2 separate regions of the Mus musculus genome follow, and region 1 is linked to region 2. Evidence: chromatin contacts called from ENCODE Hi-C or POLR2A ChIA-PET data. All regions are on one chromosome and are shown on one strand. The core of a region is the stretch at or near the end of the contact, and the rest is flanking DNA. Distances in the headings are between cores, read along the strand shown.

Region 1 (4,887 bases), core at 93-2,592, 51 kb after region 2:
CCACTGCCAGAAAACCCTGCTGTGTGTTCCCCGCGTGGAGGATCTCTGCTTCTGAACTTCTTTGGCCTGAGAAACTCCATAACCAAATCAGTTAGCATTTTGTTTAAAGAGCAGGTAGGCTGTTAGAGCTTGGGTCTTACATGTCTCCCAGGTCCACTTGCCAGCGCCTTGACCACTGTTAACTTTTGTTAACCAACTCATCTTTTGCTGCCTGTTTTTTGGGGGGTTTTTTTGGTTTTGTTTAAGCCAAGATCAGTTATATGGCCCAGGCTGAGCCTCTCTTCCCAGCCTCTCAAATGTTAGAATTACAAGCATGCATCCCTCAGCATACCTTTCCTTTGCTTTTTTTAAAATAGAGTTTTGCCATAGCAACAGAAATCTAACCTAACTAAGCATAGCCGTGCACATGGTATGAGGAACTCACATATGTGTGAATGGAAGTTCATAGAGACCGGCATCACTGCCTAGAGGCCCCTTTCTTCCTTCCTTGCAGTTGTCGTGCTAGCTGACTGTACTACAAAAGAGGTTGTCTGAGGCATAAGACTACCTTCAATAAAACATGCACAGACAGTTTGCTTCTCTGAGATTTCAGAGCAGTGACTACCTTCAATAAAACATGGACAGACGGTTTGCTTACCTGAGACTGCAGAGCAGTTTCCAAAAATTTTAGACAAAGGGTAGGATGAAGAAGGCTGCGGGGTTTTGCACACACTTAAGGTGCGTAAGTAAATAAACTGAGCTACACTGACAGGATGCTCGTTCTAGTAGCCAACCAAAGAGCAGTTGAACCAAAGCACCTAGACTTCAAACATCGTGGGGAGATAATCTTAGGAGTGCTATGCTTCTGCGTCCTACAAGTATTATGAAACTGTCTAGAAAGCACCCCACTGGTAATCCCTTTTTGATTATTTTTTTTATAAATTCTAGTCTTGGGGTTTTGAGTGGCACACAGACATAATGGTTAGGCTTCGGTGTGTGCTCATTCACTTTGCTTCCTGGGGACCAGAGTTTGCGATGAGTCATGTTCCATCTGATTTCTGTCGGATCCGGCTGCAGAGCCATGACTCAGATGGGCTTCAGGCCCAGCTGCTCAGTTCATCTTCTGGGGAATAGATGACAAGGACGGGACAAATGTCCTGACGCACATTTCCTTCTGTTCTTGCACTTCCAGGGTCTAACGAGAGCATCATTACCAACAGCAGGCAGATACGCCTTGCCACAGGCATCTTCCCTGTTGTCAGCCTCCTGAACCACTCCTGCAGGCCCAACACCAGTGTGTCCTTCACTGGCACTGTCGCCACCGTCCGGGCAGCACAGAGGATCGCAAAAGGACAGGAGATTCTGCACTGCTATGGTGAGCCAGCCTTTCTTTCCACTACCCTGCTGTGCCTCACACCTCACATGAAAAGGATAAGGGGACAGGAATCAGCAGATATGGGCCCAGTGCCTCTACTCATCCTCTGAGTCTTTCCTGGAAAGGGCAATGCATCCTTGGGCCAATAAAAAAGGTCTTCTGGCTGTAATAAAAAAGCCCGTTGAGGGCAGTGAGCCATATCCCTCCATGCCTTGTAGACAGCCTATCCTGAAAATGAGCGAGGAGCACTTTCTTGGCTTCTTTCTTCCTGCCCCAGCAGCTTGGAAACGTATCCACTTTCACCCGTGTTTTGTTGTTTTTTCTGAGATGATAGGGCAGAGTACCCAACCTCATATAGGCTAGGCTAGTGTCTATCACTGAGCCAGGACCCCAACCCAGCACCACCATGCCAGTCACGTGATGACTAGGCCAGCCCCTCGGTAGAGTAGGCATTGACTCTCTTGGTGTGACTAGGAACTGTGGGTAATCTCTCTCCAGGGCCTCACGAGAGCCGGATGGGCGTTGCTGAGAGGCAGCAGAGGCTGAGTTCTCAGTACTTCTTTGACTGCCGCTGTGGGGCCTGTCACGCTGAGACACTGAGAGCAGCTGCAGCTCCCAGATGGGAAGCCTTCTGTTGTAAGACTTGCAGAGCGCTCATGCAGGTAAATCTCTGCTGTTCCCAGGGGCAGGGCTCCAGCTAAAGGTTGTCAGTCGCCAGGAGAACCATTCCTGCTTCCCTTCTTGTAACTCCTCCCTACATGTCGCCCGGTCCTGCAGAAAACACAGGTTGTATTTCCTAATATTTTCCCTATAAGTGACACAAAATCTTAAATTACACAAAGGGACCAAAAAAAAAAAAAAAAAAAAAGCCCTAGAAATTTACTTGCTCAAATAAGTCATCAAAAGTTGTGCATCAGGCCTAGCACTTGGGTACTGGTAACCCTAGCACTCAGGAGGCTGAGGAAGAAGGATCTCAAGTCGGAGGCCAGTCTCAAGTGACACCCCATCTAAGAGATCACCATTCCAAGGAGCTATTTCAGAGATGGTTTAATCTGGGGACCCAGATTGTGGATTTTCTGTCTGTTCAATTCCATCTCTCTGTGCTGGCCTCATCAGACACACTCTGTAGTAACTGTGGGAAAATCCGACCCACATAGTTTTCCCTCAGCCTTTGACCCAGAGGGAAGAGCCACAGTGGAGAGCATGAGAGCAGACCCTTGGGTGCTACTGCCAGGTAATGGTGTAGACACTGGAGTCTTCAACATTCATGCCCCAATGCAAAATGGTCTCCACACCAGAGCATGGCATTCTCATTAGAAATAAGTAAATGGAATTGGCTGTGTTGAAAATTGTAAAGCCAAGGGTCAAGAATGAAGCCTTCCCCAGCATGTTTTGTTTTGTTTTGTGTTTTAGGCAGCGTCTCTCTGTGTAGCCTTGGCTCCTGCCCTCTGCTACCTCTCCCAGGTGTGCCACCATGCTGGGCCTAAGCGCCCTGTGCATTAGTGCTCCCTCGATCCTGCTCACTCTTGAGACAGTCTTCCTTCTACTCTGTATCCCCAGATAACCTAGAGTTCACTTCAGAGCCCAGGCTGGCCTCAAACTTGAGATCCTCGTGTCCCAGCTTCTCAAATGCAGTGATATTTACAGGCCTATACCTGGCTTTCCCTGATAGATTCCTAGTAAGATGATTATCCTTTGAGCCATATCTCTCTTCTGCTTCTTCCTCTCTTCCTGCAGGGTTGATCTAGAATTTATTCTAAAGCTGACTGGCCTCAGAATTGCCATCCTACTGCCTTTAGTTTCCAAGTGCCACTTTACTGCAATGTGTCACCACATCCAGAGTTCTGTGTTTGTTTATTTGTCTGTTTTTGAGACAGGGTTTCTCTGTGTAGCCCTGGCTGTCCTGGAACTCACTCTGTAGACCAGGCTACCCTCAAATTCACTGAGATCTGCCTGCCTCTGCCTCCAGAGTGCTGCTGTACACTACCACCACCCATCCAGCTTTCTATATTGGTTTTCCTATGGCGTTTTAAAATAGCCATTATACGTGTGTTTATCATCTAAAGTCCTGGTCCCAAAAGGAGATGAGAGGGGCTGCTAAGGTGAAAAGGATTACAAACGCTTATCAATTCTGTTCAAAAATTAAACCTCAGAGTGGGATTAGCTGCTTCTTTCATTAGAATTGCTATCAGAATTCACTCAGGCCTTGTTTGCGTGTGTTATTGAAGAAGTCTCTTCCTCATCAGGTCAGTGACTCCTTAGCTCAAGTACATGCAATATGCAGTATTGATAACTGTTCTCGCTTAGGAATAAAAATAGAACTGACTTCCACAGGGAAATGATGTGCTGAGCTGTAGCAACGAATCTTGCACAAACTCTGTCAGCAGGGACCAGCTAGTCTCTCGCCTGCAGGACCTTCAGCAACAGGTCTGCATGGCCCAGAAGCTTCTCCGAACCGGTAAACCAGGTGAGATTGGCTCCCTCGCCCTAGGCCTCAGCCCTTCCCTTGTTTATTTTGGTATCACCTTGCCTTACTGAGCAGTCCTCAATAAATGACTGAGGACTTGAATTTAATTATCCCAGCACCAGCCACAAGATGGCTATGTAGGCCAGTGAGACCAGACTGTGACCAGCTGTTACTCTGGTGCCCTTGAAAGTCTTCCTGATGGTTTAAGCTGTGTCTGCTGCGCCAGATAGTTCTAGCAGCTCGAGCACCAGAAAGGCTGTCTGACTTCCATGGGCTTTGTGTGGCTCCAGAGGTCCAATGCCATCATCTGATTCCCAGCTTAAGGACCTAAGCTCCGAGAAGGTTGCTCTGCCCTCAGCAGCAGCAGCAAGTCCTGAGTGCTGCCTGGGCTCGTGGTGTGACTCAGGAGTAGAGCTCGGTAGCTAGCCTGAGCTGAGAGCTGAGAGAAAGAAAGGACTCCTCTCTTTTCAGAAAGGGATTTGCAGAACTCGATGTTAGACCCTGACATGGTAGGAATCTGTTTTGACTATTCTAGCCTAGATTCTGAAGTTGACCTTTAGCCTAGAGTCAAGAAAACTAATGATTACAGGAGGAATGTAGAGTTGGTTGTTAAATGTTGGTTGGAAAATGGATGTTAGAAGCCCAGGGTAAATGTGAGGAAGCCTCATCTAACACCTCTTTTACTGAAAGAGAAAACATAAGCAACCAACAGCTTCCCTGGAATGCCCGGCTGTTGACTCCGTGAGATAAAGAGGCATTTTCACTTTGACCTAACCGATAGAGACCTTGCAACGTGGTCTCTCGTGTCCAGGACTAGATCTGTATCTGTTGTGAGGCATTTTTCCTTTGAATCCATAGAGCAAGCCATTCAGCAGTTGTTGCGGTGCCGGGAGGCTGCTGAGAGCTTCTTGTCAGCAGAGCACACCGTACTGGGGGAAATTGAAGATGGCCTGGCCCAGGCCCATGCTACCTTAGGTATGCTACCTTAGGTATAGCCGGAGTTCTCCTTCCCTGCCGTGTGTTCAGTGCGGCCCTTGCCTTGTCTGTTTGGTTCTCTCTTGCCATC
Region 2 (5,160 bases), core at 2,343-4,842:
CTGTTAGGCTTGGTGGTAGGTGCTTTACTGAGCCATCTTACAGGCCCCCCATGGACAACTTTTTCTTTGAAAAGTTGTTTCTGGCTTGGGTGTGATAGCTCACACCTGTGACCCTACCACCACTCAGGAGGAAGAGGTAGGAGGACTAACAGAATTGGAAGCCAGCCTGGACTACACAGTGAGTAAAGGCTATCTATATACTCACCACATGGCAAGACCCCGTTTTAAAACACTGGGCAAGGTGAAACAAAAGTCAATTAATTTCACATAAAGTCAATAGCTTCATTAACGGCCTAGTTATCTTTAAAACTGTATGCAGGTTAGTACTTGGTTTCAATTTTATTACTTTTTCTCTGGAACATTTAAAAGTACTTTAGGGGCTGGAGAGTCAGTTAAGAACAGTGGCTGCTGCCAAAGGACTGGAGTTCACTCCCAAGCACCCAGGTGGCAATCACAACTGTCTGTCATCTAATTCTAGGGGATCTGACACCCTCACAGACTCACAGGCAGTGGAACACCAATGTACATAAAATAATAATTAAAAAAATGAAATAAAATACCAGGCAAGGTGGCACACGCCTTTAACCCCAGCACTCAGGAGGCAGAGGCAGGCAGATTTCTGAATTCGAAGGCAGCCTGGTCTACAGAGTGAGTTCCAGGACAGCCAGGGCTATACAGAGAAACCCTGTCTCAAAAAAAAAAAAAAAAAAGGACTTTAAATTGGGCTGGAGAGATGGATTAAAAGCATTGGCTGCTCTTCCCAGAGGTCCTGGGTTCAATTCCCAGCACTCAAATGGTGGCTCACAACTGTCTATATCAACGCAATCTAACACCCTCTTCAGGCATGCAGGTTACATGTAGACAAAACATCCATATGCATAAAATACATAAGTAAATGAGTCTTTTAATGTATACTAGAAGCTGGGTGGTGGTGCATGCCTTTAATCCCAGCACTTGGGAGGCAGAGGCAGGTGGATCTCTGAGTTGGAGGCCAGCCTGGTCTGAGTAAATAGAGCCTTGTACTTCTACTTATCACTACAGTTACATTTTATAACTTTGGGCCCTAGTGCTTCCATTTTCCACTGTTTGCTTAACCACTGGGGCCTGAAGCTTTTGTGCTGACACTTTTGTTCGCTAATCATCAGGCAACCAATGGTCTCTACACTCCATCACCATCAACACAAACAAAACAAAACACAACACTACGGATCCTGGCATGGTGGAACATCTTTAGCCCCAGTACGTGGGCTTGAGTTCAAGGCCGGCCTGGTCTACATAGCAAGTTCTAGGATAGTAGGGATAGTCTTTAAAACAAAACACTATTTTATTTATGAACAAAACATGTAAAGAAAGAAAAAAAACTGCAAATTTATCTATGAATGAAGTCTAAGTAATACTTCAATATTGGAAATAGCTTTCTAAAATATTTTTATTTAAAGAAAACTCAGCAAATTATTCAAACAACCTTATAAACGTTCGTTATAAAAGTAAAGAATTATTTGCAATTGCCTTAAGGGTCCAAGGTGGCAGCCTCTTAAAATTCAGAACAATCCAAGCTTCACATTCCAGTTCAACATTTCTACAGCCCTAACGTATTCAAATACCTCCATTCTGACAACTGTTTCCCCTCTTCTTTTCTTCTAAGCTGCTTAGATGTCTGTCCCAGGCTTTTCATGATTTTAGTCATTCACACAACTAGCAAACATTATCTAGGGACTAAAACTTGCCAGATACTGGGATATCACCCTAAAGGGGGACTGAAAGTAGCTGCAGGCTACAGTCTCTACAATCTCCTGAATGAAATACAAAGTAGCTAATATTTACCAAATAAACATGTACACCTGTGATGATTGCTAGCTGTACTAGCAGAAGCTAAACACTAAATCTAGAAACTCAGTCCTCCAACTAGCCCCTTGCTCGGCTTCAGCCTCATTTTTACAAACAAGGGAAAGAGTTTGGAATGTTGCCCAAAGCCATACATAAGTGAACAAAAAGGAGTTGGAGTCTCCAAATGCATGGATTTGGGCTAGTTACTTTGCCAACCAACTCAGTAACAACTGAGCTGAACAGGAACACTGTGGTAGCAAAAGAAACTGGAACTATCAATGGCCTCTAGAGCAAAAATATATTTAAAAAGAAAAAAACAAACAAGGCCTGGCAAGGAGACTGTGAGAAGAGTGTGCTGACTGAAATTGACTAGTTCAGCCAACAAAAGACTATTCCAGGGCTGGTGAGATGGCTCAGTGGGTAAGAGCACCCGACTGCTCTTCCGAAGGTCAGGAGTTCAAATCCCAGCAACCACATGGTGGCTCACAACCATCCGTAACAAGATCTGACTCCCTCTTCTGGAGTGTATGAAGACAGCTACAGTGTACTTACATATAATCAATAAATAAATCTTTAAAAAAAAAAAAGACTATTCCAGTGGGGATGGAAAAGTTAAGTGTGGAGTTAAAATATACTTCAACTGGTGATGGACTAGGTGTCCAGAGTCGGGCAAAAGGATGCTCTGTGGTAGAGGTGCCTGCTGTGTAAGCCCAGCTACCTGAGCTCAATCCACAGAATCCACAGCGGAGTGGGAAGAGAAACAACGTCCCAGAGTTGTCCTCTGGCATCCGACGCACATTCGCCATCCCCAAGATGTCATACATATGTGTACATACTACACACTGGCGCACGCGCACACACACTCTTTTTTAAAATTCAGACTTAGAGGGACATAAAGGATTTGCTCTGATATATGTTCAATTGAAAATGACTTTGAAGATAGAGGGCAGATCGAAGGAAGCTCAGCAGGAAAGAATTAATAACATGCAGGTGAAGGGCTATAAACTAGTCTGCAGAGGGCCTTGGCTCGACAAAAAAATCTATGGGGTTTGCCGGTAAAATAAGGAAAAAGTTGTCAACATGAAACACAGAACACTAGCAAGAGAGGAGTGTTAGCAGAAAGAAGCCAACAAGCTCAAACAATTAGGTCGGCTGAAAAATTTTAAAATGTCTTCTGATTTGGCTACTGGGAAGCCACTGGTGACTTCGGTCAGCGTTTTCTCTCTCGTGACCAGAGAGATGTCTAGTAGCAATAATGAGTTAGGAGGATGTAAAAGAAGTAAAACAGCCGAAAACAAGTCCAAAAAGTTTGGGGTGATGGAGAAAGGGAGGAAACAGAGGCCGCCGAAGATAGACAGCGGCATGTTTATTTGTCTTGTTTTCTTAGATGTAAACAAACTAAAAAAACTCGTGAGTTCTTCTGCCAGTACCGGGTTGCCTCCAGCATCCTCTGATGGTCTTAGAGACCCCGGGATGCTCCCCCGCGGCCGTATAATTTCCTCCCTGACGCTCTCCCGATCGACAGCGGCTCCCTCCCCGGGTCCTCTTTGCACCGCTCCAAGGCCGCGCTGCTAGGGCCATCGAGCCCGCTCAGGGTCGTCTCCTTACCTCGATGGCCCCCTCGCTCAGGTGTCCCACCATGGCTGCACCGCTAACTCCCGCGCTCGCGCTCTTGCACCGCCTGAGCTTCTCTGCCGGGGTCCCGCGGGCTGCTCAACGATTGGCTAGAGCAACTGTGCGTGCCGATCCGCCCCCAGCGTGAGCGCGGTGCGAGGGGCGGGCCTAGACGCCGATAGCCACCGCATTGGCTACCGCGCGGCAGGCAGAGCACGTGACTCTTCCGAGGCCGGGTTCGAGGCCTAGTGGCGGGATGGCGGGACGTGAGGGCGGGGCGCTGGGTCGCAGTGCGCCTGTGTCAGCGCGGTGCTACTGAGTTGTTCCCCCGCCAGCTGTCGGAACTTTGCCCGCCCAGTCCTTTGGCGGACAGACAGAATGGCAACCCAGGGAACAGTCGGAGCTCTCCCCTGGTAACTGCTGCTAAATATAGTCAAAGCAGTGACCTGGGTACTTCTTCACGCAGTGCGTGCCCGGCGCCGGTGCCAGGCCCAGAGCTTGGCACTGTGGGATAAACAAGGTAAATCAGACTCAGTCTCCGCCCTCTTGAGTTCCACCTGAGAGTTGTGGCCGCAAGGAACCCAGCCTCAAGGATGGTAGACGCGATATGGGCCACACATGTGGAGCTCCAGAGTGGGGGTCAAAAATCAATCAGGCTTTCGAGAGGCGATGCGGTTTGAACTGAGTTAAAGTGTGTGTAGAAATTTGTCAGGTGGATTCCAGTGAGGATAGTGATGTTCCTAAAAGCCCAAATGGCCTATGCAAAAGTATTGGAGAGCCTGGCGTGCTGGCTGGCTCTGATCTGTTTGTAATCCCAGCCTTTGGGATGTAGAAGCAGCAAAAGTTCAAGGTCACCCTTAACACCGTTGAGTTCGAGGTCAACCTGAACTAAATGAGACCCTGAAAAATCAAAATTTGGGACCCAGGCGTGGTGGCATTCGAGGTAAAAGCAGGCAGATCTCTGAGTTCGAAGCCAGCCAGGCTAACATAAGATCCGGTCTCAAAAAAAAAAAGTAATAAAAATAAAAAGGGAGAGAGGCTATATGAACTGAAAGAAAGACCTGGAGATCAAAACAGAAAACTGAGCCGTCTAAGAAATGAAAATATTTAACTTCATAGTTGCTGGAGTAAGAAGTCTGGAAAACTTTGGGCAACTAAGGTAAACAGGTCTAGAAAGACTGGAATAGTAGCCATCTACTGGTATTTTGATCTCTGTTTGTACAACCACAACCTACTATAGTTTCTCAAACAGTTCCAAAGAATATGTCTGGGTGAATTGGTACCACACCACAGATTAACTCTCCTTCAGCATATCAACAGCTATAGAAAACCCCAGAAGAAATGATTTTGGTTGCGTGTCACTTGGTAGGATGAAATCTCGATTTTCTAGAACTATGCATTAATAGAAAGCTGAATCTTCATGTTCTGACTTTACAGAGCTGCGGCAGCATGGATCTACCGGTGGATGAATGGAAGTCCTACCTACTTAAGAAGTGGGCTTCACTCCCGAAGTCTGTGCAGGACACAATTTCTACAGCAGAGACTTTGAGCGACATCTTCCTTCCTTCTTCTTCCCTTCTTCAGTAAGTGAATGGAAACTTCAGGGAAATTTTGGTCTGGAAAATGTTCTGCCTTGTCATTTGGTCTGAATATCTCTTTTTTATAGGAGAGAGTAGCTTTATATTTTTTATAGTATGGGGCATTTAGCAGTTACTGTTG

Evidence for each region. A loop is a pair of places that touch in the nucleus more often than their neighbours do. ChIA-PET counts read pairs that join two places held with the same protein, here RNA polymerase II (POLR2A).
Region 1: POLR2A ChIA-PET joins it to region 2 with 39 read pairs in Patski. The contact joins the enhancer-like site here to the promoter of Rpa1 in region 2. A Hi-C loop is called at or near these places in 1 of 37 maps with a recorded cell type or tissue (T-helper 2 cell). POLR2A ChIA-PET finds 5 or more read pairs at or near these places in 1 of 5 experiments (Patski).

The regions. Positions count from the first base shown.
Region 1 is chr11:75,398,430-75,403,316 of GRCm38, forward strand. Smyd4 (SET and MYND domain containing 4) reads left to right here. Exons shown (of 11, transcript NM_001102611.1): 6 at 1,172-1,354; 7 at 1,853-2,016; 8 at 3,689-3,821; 9 at 4,680-4,796. Among named protein-coding and RNA genes, the nearest start is that of Serpinf1, 22 kb to the right of the region's middle. Within about 2 kb of position 1,343, at least 2 of the 3 ENCODE cell types and tissues checked have a DNase peak (open chromatin) inside an H3K27ac peak, as active enhancers do.
Region 2 is chr11:75,344,791-75,349,950 of GRCm38, forward strand. It overlaps Rpa1 (replication protein A1), which reads right to left and starts at 3,593. Exons shown (of 17, transcript NM_026653.2): 1 at 3,436-3,593. The coding sequence starts at 3,468. It overlaps Smyd4 (SET and MYND domain containing 4), which reads left to right and starts at 3,643. Exons shown (of 11, transcript NM_001102611.1): 1 at 3,643-3,961; 2 at 4,879-5,024. The coding sequence starts at 4,891.